2 separate regions of the Homo sapiens genome follow, and region 1 is linked to region 2. The links are chromatin contacts, found by Hi-C or POLR2A ChIA-PET in ENCODE. All regions are on one chromosome and are shown on one strand. Each heading gives the region's core, a stretch centred on a gene start or an enhancer-like site at or near the end of the contact. The rest is flanking DNA. Distances are from core to core; before and after follow the strand shown.

Region 1 (5,323 bases), core at 629-3,128, 36 kb after region 2:
TTAGCTCTGACTCATCTGAAATCTAAAGTGAAATGTCAATATTAACAGCCACCATATAGGGTATGGCAAAGAGATTCCTGACACGTGAACTGCACCTGGTTTGGGAAGGTGTGATGCATTCTTAAAACAGCATATCCTTCGTGGATTGGGTGCCCTGGAAGATATGTCCAGGAGATGCTTATAAGATGATAGTGGGCCTGGCGCAGTGGCTGAAGCCTGTAATCTCAGCAGTTAGGGTGGCCTAGATGGGCAAATAACTTGAGGTCAGGAGTTCAAGACCAGCCTGGCCAGCATGGTGAAACCCAGGCTCAACCGATCCTCCCAGCTATTTTGTCTCTACTAAAAATACCCAAATTAGCCTGGCATGGTGGCATGCACCTGTAGTCCCAGCTACTCGGGAGGCTGAGGCAGGTGAATCGCTTGAACCCAGGAGGCAGAGGTTGCAGTGAGCCGAGATAGCGCCACTGCACTCCAGTCTGGGCAACAGAGAAAGGCTCTGTCTTTAAAAAAAAAAAAAAAAAATCAATCATAGTGGTTTCTCAGTGGAACTCAGGTGTGTCTAACCCAGGGTAACTTTTGTATCGTTTGTGGATTCTTTGCCCTTTGCATACCTACCTGAATAATGATATGGTGATGGTGATGATAGTAGGGAGAGGTGCAAAGACAATAGCTCCTGGATTGCATGTCCTCCTGTTGTGTGCCTGGCGTGATACTGCCCTGCTAGCCTGTCCTGTCCTGTAGCTTTCTCTGTAAACACATGCCAGGTGTGGCCTACTTAGGTTTTGTGAATTTGTCTAGTTGAGTCTGAGTTGTTAGAGCAGTTCCTTTCAACTGTTGATTTGCTTGACGTGAGATCAAGGGGGTGAAAATCATACACAACACATTTTTTTCCTCTTTGTTTGAAAGATATTTTCCTCTTCTGGACCCTATCTAGAAGAAGTATTCCTTAGACAATTTCCGGCTTCTTTTCTCTCATGAAGAGGAGGTAAGATTTTTGTTCTCACACTTATCTGCTTCCCAAAATATCCCCCCCGTTCTCATTAAGTTCTGACCACTCCTTCCTCTCATCTCATTTAATTCTTATTCATATCTAGAATTGTGTTTTAGGTACAATAGTAGGCATAAGTCACAGACATACTGTCATTTATTCCTGTGCATTTACAATAGAAGGTATTGAAAAAATTCAGCTTAGTGTCTTCATAGTTCTAGCTTTATGCATTTTCACAGACATTTATCCTTTGCCTCCTCTTTGTCTTCTGCTGAAGAATAGTGAACACAGTAGGGAAAAAAAAACCACAAAACCAAGACCAGGTGTTCTTAAGCAAAGAAGTTCTGGTTTGTGTTTTGTTATTTTTCCCTAGTCAGGTATTTTAAATTCGTAATGGTGGGTGTATAGCCCTAGATACATTGTAAGCTTTGCTGGATATTTACAAATTGTTGCCTAAACTGTAGAAGGGCTTAAGTCATTAGACATTCTATTTTAGTGACATTTTTCTGTTTTTCTGTATCATGTGTCTTGGAAAAACTTTGAAGTTCTTTGATGTTAATTTTGTAAGAATGTGTGTCTGAAAATATTTTGACTGAATAGACTCTGGGTTACAGTTAAGAATTTCTTTGATTTGGCACATCTTCTCTTTAGCATTTCATAGCTTTTATCATGGCCTGCATATACAACATGTCAATTATAATGCCTGATAGGTCTCCTAGGAGTTGTAGCTTCACAATATATAGGAGGCATCAGGCACAAATCGATACTGCAGAGAAAAAATTAGAGTAACTAAAACATAAATGACGTATTTTGTGAATAAGGAAGTGTTCTAGGTATGCCTTCCAGTAGTAAGCGGACAACACCAAGATATAAGGCACGTCTTCATACATCATTGTCTGTACACAGAACATCGAGCATACAGGAAGCTTCCTGAGTATCTTGCTGTCTCTCAATTGAAATACAAACCAACTCTGGCTCTGACCATCCTACTTTAATATTGCAACCCAGGGGTTCCTCTTTCACCTCTCTTCCCCCCAACTTCTGAATCCCTTTACCCTGCTTGGACTTTTTCTTTTTTCATAGCATTTATGATTGTAACATTACTTATTAATCAAAATTCTGCTGGAATTTAAACTGTGAGAGAGCAGGGATCTGTGTTTTATTTACTGATGTATTTTAGTAAGTTTTGTCCCCAGTGGGTGAATTAATAGTAACTCGATGTAAAGGGCTAACTTTTAATGTTAACAATCTCTAGTAGAAAGGTTAATTACAATTTGTTTTTTCTTCCTTCTTCCTTTCTTTCCCCACCTCTTCTTTCTTCCCATAGTTCTGTTGTCTACTGCAGGACAAATCTTACAATCATCCCAAAATACAAAAACAAAACAACCTTCTGTTTAGTCTTGGAGGTAAACATAGGCTTTAAATTACATTTCTTCCTATTCTCTTAAAGGGGACTTGCTTGATAGTTTGTATTTTCTTGAGTAACTAATGCATTTCTAATGGAGAGAGTTCATTTAGTGTGCAGGTTCTTTGTTTCTGATTGAATGTTTGGTTGCTTTCATATTCAGTTTATGTTCAATTAAAAAATTGGGAAAAGGTATGAAATTGACAATTTTAAATGTAATTTTGTTTATATATTAACTTGTTTTTAAAAATTAATTACAAATATACAATTTACTTGTTTTTTCCCCATATTTATCTGTGAATTAGATTATGATTTAGGATTGTTAGAAAATGTGAAAAGAAAACATGTTTGACAATAACATTTTCATCTCTATTATAGAAGTGATTTTTGGTATCCAGATATCCTTATCCCATCAAAAAGCTAAAATGCAAGCTCATTTTCTGTTAATTTTTAAGATGGGCATAACATTTCTTCTCATCGCTGCTTGGTGAACATTAGCTAGTATTGCCACAACTTATGGCCAGTGTTTTCTGTTTCTTCCTTCCTTCTATTTGCTCTGGCAAAGAGGACGCATTTCCAGGACCAGTCTCAGCTAGCCCAGTGTCTTTATTGTCTGTTTCTTTGTTGTTTGCATTAATAAAAATACCATTAGTATTTTTTAAACTCATGGAAATTCATAATTCAAACAATTTTTTTGCTTAGGGAGTTGATTCTTTTTGTTCTTTTAATACTATACTATTTTTAACCTTTTTGCTCCCTTTTAAACTATACATGCAGTTATAATTAACTGATATTAGTATTACTTCTGTGCGAAAATGCCTTTAGGCATTCAATAGGATTATAAATCCTAGTTTATTTTCTTTACAATAAGCCAAACACTATGTTCATACTTGTTATCAAGCTGTCTAATACACTATATAGATGAAGACACTGAGGGCTTGCTTACAGTTGTATGGATATGATGTGAAAGAGCTGAGTTTTTAAACAGAACAGAAAGCCTTATTCTTTCCATTCTTACCCCCACTGTCTTTTAAGTTTCTAAAGATGGCAGAGGAATGTTGAAGTTTAATACTTATAATTTTCTTAATGAACTTCATTATTATATATAGGGCCACATAAGATACTATGTTTGAATTCCTTAGAAAATTTCCTTTTCATAGAATGGTTATATATTTTTAGTAGGCAGTGTTTAAATAGTAAGTGTTTTTGCTTGGTCTGTTAATTTATTTGATTTAAAAAAATGTTTACCTCATTTAACCTAAAAGCTTCTTTGCTTTATCCTGGATCTGTAGAAATTTGGATGGTTCTGGGAATTGCTTCAGAGTCAACAAACTATGACCTGTGGACCATATCTGGTGTGTTATCTTTTTTTTTTTTGAATAAAGTTTTATTAGAAAGAGTAATGCCCATTCATTTTTTAATGTATTGTCTGTGGCTACTTTGCTGTATAATAGCAGAGTTGAGTAGTAGTGACAGAGACCAAATGGCCTGCAAAATAAAAAAATATCTGCTAACTGGCCATAGTTTGCCTTAGACCATTGCGTGCCAATGACTGAGAAGTAAGATGGAGTAGTTGTATTCAGATAATCTCAGTTGGTGTTTTATTATCGTAACTTGGGTGCTGGGCACAGAGAGGAGTTTTCTGTATTGAAATATATATAATATATGAGATCTTAAGAAAGGTAGTTTCGTTTCATGATCCCCGGATGGTGTATCTATGTGTGTGTGAACCAGAAGTGGCTCCTTGAATGGGTCAGGCAGATAACACAGCTTGTGTTTGCTGGTTCGAATGTATCATTTTAAGTTTGGTGAACAAGTTAAATTGAAAGCATTTTGGCAAACCAACACCGGATGAGAACTTGGCATTCTCCAGAATTAAGAATATTCCACTAAAAAAACCCCCATACAACCTTGATTTCATAAATGAATGTATTTCTGGCAGCTATTTTGATTGGAATGTGGTAGTTAAATGAAATATTTGTTTTAATTTACTGAAGGAAAAGCATTTGCTGATACTGTCTAGATTATGCCAACTTTCAAAATATGAAATTAAAGAAACCAATTTGAAAACTTTTTTTCACGTGAATCTGTAAGGAAATGTTTTCTGTAAGGACACATAAGAGCGACTCTTTGAGTTCATCAGTAGTGGATAAATAGAAACATAACATTTCAGAATTCTGAACCTAATATCTAGTTTAATGTAAGTGTGTATATTTTTTGTGTGTCCAAAGCACTTCAGAATGACAGTTTTCAGTTTAGTAATTATCCGCTGACATATTCTTAATTTTTTTTTTAAAGAGGCCTATTGCATTCTATTACAAAGTAAAAATTGAAGCTGTTTAGTTGTGAAGAGTGTTTGAAGAACTGCTTCATTTAGAAGGTGTTCATTATCACTGTGAGGTTATGCTAGTCAGGATGACTACTGTGGGCATATTCCAAATCTGTTGTAATTAAAAAGTTTTATAAATGATAATTTTTTTTTTTAGTAGTAATGCTGTTGTGTTAATTCACTAAAAGACATAATGTACCTGGATTCAATAGCCTTAGTAGCACACAGGACGGCAGAATCTGAATGGGCAGTTTGTGTCCTGCACAGAGGTACACAGCCAAGGGAAAAGTGGGCACTGAAATCCAGGCCAAGCTGTTTCCCTGTTAGCGGACTGTCTTCACAGAGGAAGGAGCTTCCTTTATAACAATTTATTTCTGTTATTTAATATGCATTATGTCTTATTACTATGCTAGGCACTGATTAGCACTTTTTATTCCACTCTCCTAACTTATTTTACAGATGAAAAAGCGAAGGCACTGAGAGAGGTTATCTAGTTACTAAGAGTCAGAGCCAGGGAGTCCAAACCCACCTGTGTGGCTCCACAATTCCAGGCTCTTAACCTCCGATACCACGTGGCTTCCTTTTTGTAATTTATTTTGCT
Region 2 (4,928 bases), core at 881-3,380:
ATTAGGAGCCATTGCATGAATGATTTTTGCTAATTTTCCTCAGCCCCAAGAAAAATGGGCCAGATAAAGACTATTTCTTTTGCTAGATTCCAGAATGAAGAAGATGCCTGTAGCCAACCTGTAGCTGACAACAAAAATGAGAAATACATTTTGCGCTGTCTGTTGAACCCAAGACCCTTTCAGAGTAAAACTAATTTAATAATCATAAGTACTTTCTTTCACTGTGTTGACATTTGCACTTTGGCTCAAAAGTGATGTTTTGGAAAACTTGCTGGTTAGGAAAAAATCAGTGCAGTTTCTTCAAACTATGTTCTGCAGCACCATCACCACATATTTATAGTAAACGAAGTTTTACTTGGTCGGGCATCGTGGCTCATCCCTGTAATCCCAGCACTTTGAGAGGCTGAGGCAGGAGAATTGCTTGAGCACAGGAGTTTGAGACCAGCCTGGGCAACATAGGGAGACCTCGTCTCTATAAAAAAACCAAAAATGTTAGCTGGGCATGGTGATGCGTGCCTGTAGTCCCAGCTACTTAGGAGGCTGAGCTGTGGTGATCCCTTGAGTCCAGGAGGTTGAGGCTGCAGTGAGCCAAAATCACGCCATTGCACTCCAGGCTGGGTGATAGAGTAAGACTACATCTCTTAAAAAAAAAAAAAAAGTCTTAGGAATCTCCTTGATGAAGCAGTAAAAAGTATTAATCTAAAAAAATCATGATCTGAATCTGAATCATTTTAATGGTCTTTGTGATGAAATGGGAAATGTTCATAAAATACTTGTGAATGCAAAAGTATGATGGTTTCAGAGGGAAAACTCTTGGGCATTATTTGAGTTATGAGCAGAACCAGCCTTCTTTAATTTTCGCTTGAAACAGTGACTCACTATGGTGATTCTGACATGAGCATTTTAGAGATATTTTCTCAAACAAAGTGAGCTTTTACTTTAAGGAAAACAACGGACGGTATTTGTTGCCAGTGATAAAATCTGAGATTTCACGTGATAGTTTGGGTTTTGGAAAATTATTAGATACTGTGAGCTTGATAGCTTCCTGTTATTTAGAATTTTTCTGATGATCTTGGTAAAAGTAGTAGTGAATACAACTTTTTTTTTTTTTTTTTTGAGATGGAGTCTCGCTCAGCTGCCCAGGCTGGAGTGCAGTGGCGTGATCTTGGCTTACCACAACCTCCGCCTCCTGGGTTCGAGACCAGCCTGGCCAACATGGTGAAACCCCCATCTCTACTAAAAATACAAAAAATTACCTGGGCATGGTGACGGATGCCTGTAGTCCCAGCTACTCGGGAGCCTGAGGCAGGAGAATCACTTGAACCCGGGAGGCAAAGGTTGCAGTGAGCCGAGATCACGCCATTGCACTCCAGCGTGGGCAACAAGAGCAAAACTCCCATCTCAAAACAAACAAAGCATATCATATGAAAGCCAGAAAACTGACTTAACCTGAGGCAGTATAGTGAAGATGTACTGCTGTACAAGCCAAATGAAAGCAAATTGCTTCTGAAATTCTGTTTGTAGAGATAGAGAAACCTTTGCCAGAATGATAGCTGCATATCAGGTACTGAACTAAGCAGATCACATATGAATACCAGCTCTTCCTTGTAGTCATTAAGATTAAAACACAGTCATCCTCTAAAAATATTTGTTTTCTGTATTAGCCAGACAGTTGTATTAAGTAGGTACCTGCTAGGAATTGCAATCCTTGCATCTTTCAGTTCTTTGACAATTCTTTCAGGAATGCAAATTACTTTTGTTTGGAGGGAGAGCTCCTGGGATCTCCATCAGACTTCCTGATAAAAACTACCCTGCAACTCCACCTGTCATGGCATCAGTATGGGAATTTTGTCTGTTGGAAAACTAAGACTGCCCTTTGCAACTATATGTTCAACACCTGGAGAAGATAACCAATAAATTGGGAGGGTTAATCTACTCTGATAAATGGACTTTTGACCAAAACTTTATTATTTGACCACTGTCATTCCTCTTTCTGACAAATGTGCCACATTGGTGCTATCTGGGTCTTTTAGAGATTTAAGAGTTAGCTTTTATAGTCCCAGAAAGGTCTGGGTGTTTCACTTTTCAAGTACATGGTTACCTTAGTAAGGGGCTGTTGATCTTTGTGGAAAGCCAAGAGGGAAATCACAGTACTTGTGATGTAATTATAGAGCTTTGTCTAAAGGATACCTTGCCTTACTGCCTTTATTCTAGAGGGTCTGCGAACTTTGAGAGGCTGTTATTTTTCTATCTTGGTGGCTTATGTCCCCCTTGTCAGGTCTCTGTATTCCATACATATTTGTTTACCCAGGTTAGGAGTTAGCAGACTTTTTCTATAGGGAGCCAGATATACAGTCACTGAAAAAAACAATGCAGTGCTGCCATTGTAGTGCTAAAGCAGCCATAAATAGTACATAAATGAGCTTTTCTGTTCAATTAAAACTTTATTTACTAAAACACAGTGGGTCAGATTTGCCTCCGGTTGTAGTTTTCATACCTCTGGTGTAGATCACATAGGATTATAGTGGAATGTCTTTATGTTACGGTTTTAGGGACTTTCCAAGGTTCCTGCAGACAAACCAGTTTGATAACCACTAGGTTCCTGTTCGTTAAGCTTGCCTGGTACCACTTGAAGTTATAATTAAACAGTCAACAAAATCAGCCTGTGCATTTGAGTTTTGGTTTTAAAGCTTTAGAGCAGGGGTTGGCAAACTGCAGTCTGCAGGCCAAATGTGGCCAGCCTGTTTTTTTGTGATCCACAAGTTAAAAATGTTTTCCATAATTTAAAATAATTGAATAAAGAAGATCAAAAAAGAATGATATTATTTTGTGACAAGTTAAAAATTACATGAAATTCAAATTTTCATGTGTAAAGTTTTATTGAAATACAGCCACATTGATTAATTTATGTGTAGGTTATGGCTGCTTTCTTTTTCTTTTTTTCTTTTTTTTTGGGACGGAGTCTCCCTCTGTCGCCCAGGCTGGAGTGCAGTGGTGCAATCTCGGCGCACTGCAAGCTCCGCCTCCTGGGTTCACGCCATTCTCCTGCCTCAGCCTCTGAGTAGCTGGAACTACAGGCACCCGCTACCACACCCAGCCAATTTTTTTTTTTCTAAAGTAGAGATGGGGTTTCACTGTGCTAGCCAGGATGGTCTCGATCTCCTGACCTCATGATCCACCCGCCTTGGCCTCCCAAAGTGCTGGGATTACAGGCGTGAGCCACCGCGCCCGGCCAGGTTATGGCTGCTTTCACTTCACAACTACACAGTTGAGTAGTTGCAACAGAGACCTTTGGCCTTGGAAGAATTACTATCTGGCCCTTTACAGAAAAACGTTTTCTAACCTTGGCTTAAGATGGAGAACGATTCTTTAATGTTGTACTTAGTAACTGCCTCTTTCTTTGTCAGTGCCATGAGTCAAAAATTTATGCTGTGAATATGTCACTTTGTGTTTTTTTTTGAGACGGAGTTTTGCTCTTGTTTCCCAGGCTGGAGTGCAGTGGTGTGATCTCAGCTCACTCCAACCTCCGCCTCCCGGGGTTCAAGCGATTTTCGTGCCCCAGCCTCCTGAGTAGCTGGGATTACAGGCATATAGCACCATGCCCAGCTAATTTTGTATTTTTAGTAGAGACGGGGTTTCTCCATGTTGGTCAGGCTGGTCTTAAACTCCCTACCTCAGGTGATCCGCCTGCCTCCCAAAGTGCTGGGATTACAGGCATGAGCCACCATGCCCGGCCTGAATATGTCACTTTCTTAACTCCAACACTGTTAGAAGCAGTCATCCCCACTCCACTGTCCTCGTATATCTGTGGCATGACCTTCATAGATTTCTACCAGTCTCACTTGTTCCCCAAAGCGTTGTTTTCTTTAGTCACTTCATTGCAGATGACCACAGTTGATAATTTAATTCTGTTAGAGCCTGAATGAACTATCAGAGACCCATCTTATATAATTAGCTGTACCCTCACTGAATTGAAACCTAAACAATTGGATAATATTCTCAGATTCCCATCACCTTGAAAGTTTGCTCATTTACCTACTTCACATGGTAGTTACAATAATTTAATGAGATAAATATAATCTAGTATTTTACTGAATTTTCACTTGCACAGGCACTGAGCCAGGTGCTTTTCACACATAACAAAAAGTTTAATTTCAAAGGTTAGCTGATAAATATTTTAAATTTAGGAATAAATATCCCCCTGCCCCATCATCACTTCACGTACTGTAAAAAACTTACAGCATTTACAAGTTTTAAAATCACATTAAAGTGGTTGACATAAATTAATATCTTTGCCTATAATATTCCTTCCCTTTTTTTTTTGACTTGTAGATACAGTTGATTTTTGTCATTCACTGTAGTTATGTTCTTTATAGTTGCCTTGAACACTGACTTAGCAAATACTGAGCATCGCTCCTACGGGAATATGCAGGGTTAGGTTCCTGTAGGCCTCGGTCATAACATTTTTGTCAGCTGATCAATAGTAACTGTGTGTTTCTGTTTAAAGATAACTTCCTAATATATATTGTTGATTGATTAATATTGCATTTAGAGTCAACAGCACTAAAACTCATATGAACAAAGCTTATTTCCCACACATATTTTCTCTGCAGCCTTTTTGTACTTAGCAATACTAGATAGCCCTAAGCATAGTGATCAAGTGCTATTTTAAATAGTGAAATGACCAACAGAAAGCACAAACATGCAAAAACGTGGCACTAAATAGACCACCCAAAGGACATTTGTTTGCCATATGATGGCTGAAACAAGGCAGAATGCTGTCTTTTTTTTGTCTTCAGGTGGGTAAGTGTACAATGGGCACCTCAAATTTTTCATCATTTTGTGCATGTCCACATATGATTGCAAAAGTGCTGCAAGTATTAATTTTGGTGCAAGCAGGCAAATTCATAAATGTGAAATCCATGAAT

Evidence for each region. Hi-C counts contacts between places; a loop is a spot of excess contacts on that map. ChIA-PET counts read pairs that join two places held with the same protein, here RNA polymerase II (POLR2A). Pooled maps may share reads with other maps.
Region 1: a loop to region 2 is called in a map of CD4-positive, alpha-beta T cell, with 4 times the contacts of the local background. The contact joins two enhancer-like sites. A Hi-C loop is called at or near these places in 3 of 168 maps with a recorded cell type or tissue (B cell, CD4-positive, alpha-beta T cell and mammary epithelial cell), 1 of 37 single-sample maps with no recorded cell type and 6 of 50 pooled maps. POLR2A ChIA-PET finds 5 or more read pairs at or near these places in 13 of 52 experiments (CD4-positive, alpha-beta memory T cell, GM12878, HEK293 and 9 more).

The regions. Positions count from the first base shown.
Region 1 is chr3:177,106,471-177,111,793 of GRCh38, reverse strand. The region is part of intron 1 of TBL1XR1 (TBL1X/Y related 1); the gene reads left to right. Among named protein-coding and RNA genes, the nearest start is that of TBL1XR1-AS1, 72 kb to the right of the region's middle. Within about 2 kb of position 1,878, at least 3 of the 41 ENCODE cell types and tissues checked have a DNase peak (open chromatin) inside an H3K27ac peak, as active enhancers do; they include B cell, CD4-positive, alpha-beta T cell and OCI-LY7, where a contact is called at or near this core.
Region 2 is chr3:177,142,778-177,147,705 of GRCh38, reverse strand. The region is part of intron 1 of TBL1XR1 (TBL1X/Y related 1); the gene reads left to right. Among named protein-coding and RNA genes, the nearest start is that of TBL1XR1, 52 kb to the left of the region's middle. RefSeq lists a silencer at 2,871-3,165. Within about 2 kb of position 2,130, at least 8 of the 41 ENCODE cell types and tissues checked have a DNase peak (open chromatin) inside an H3K27ac peak, as active enhancers do; they include B cell, CD4-positive, alpha-beta T cell and OCI-LY7, where a contact is called at or near this core.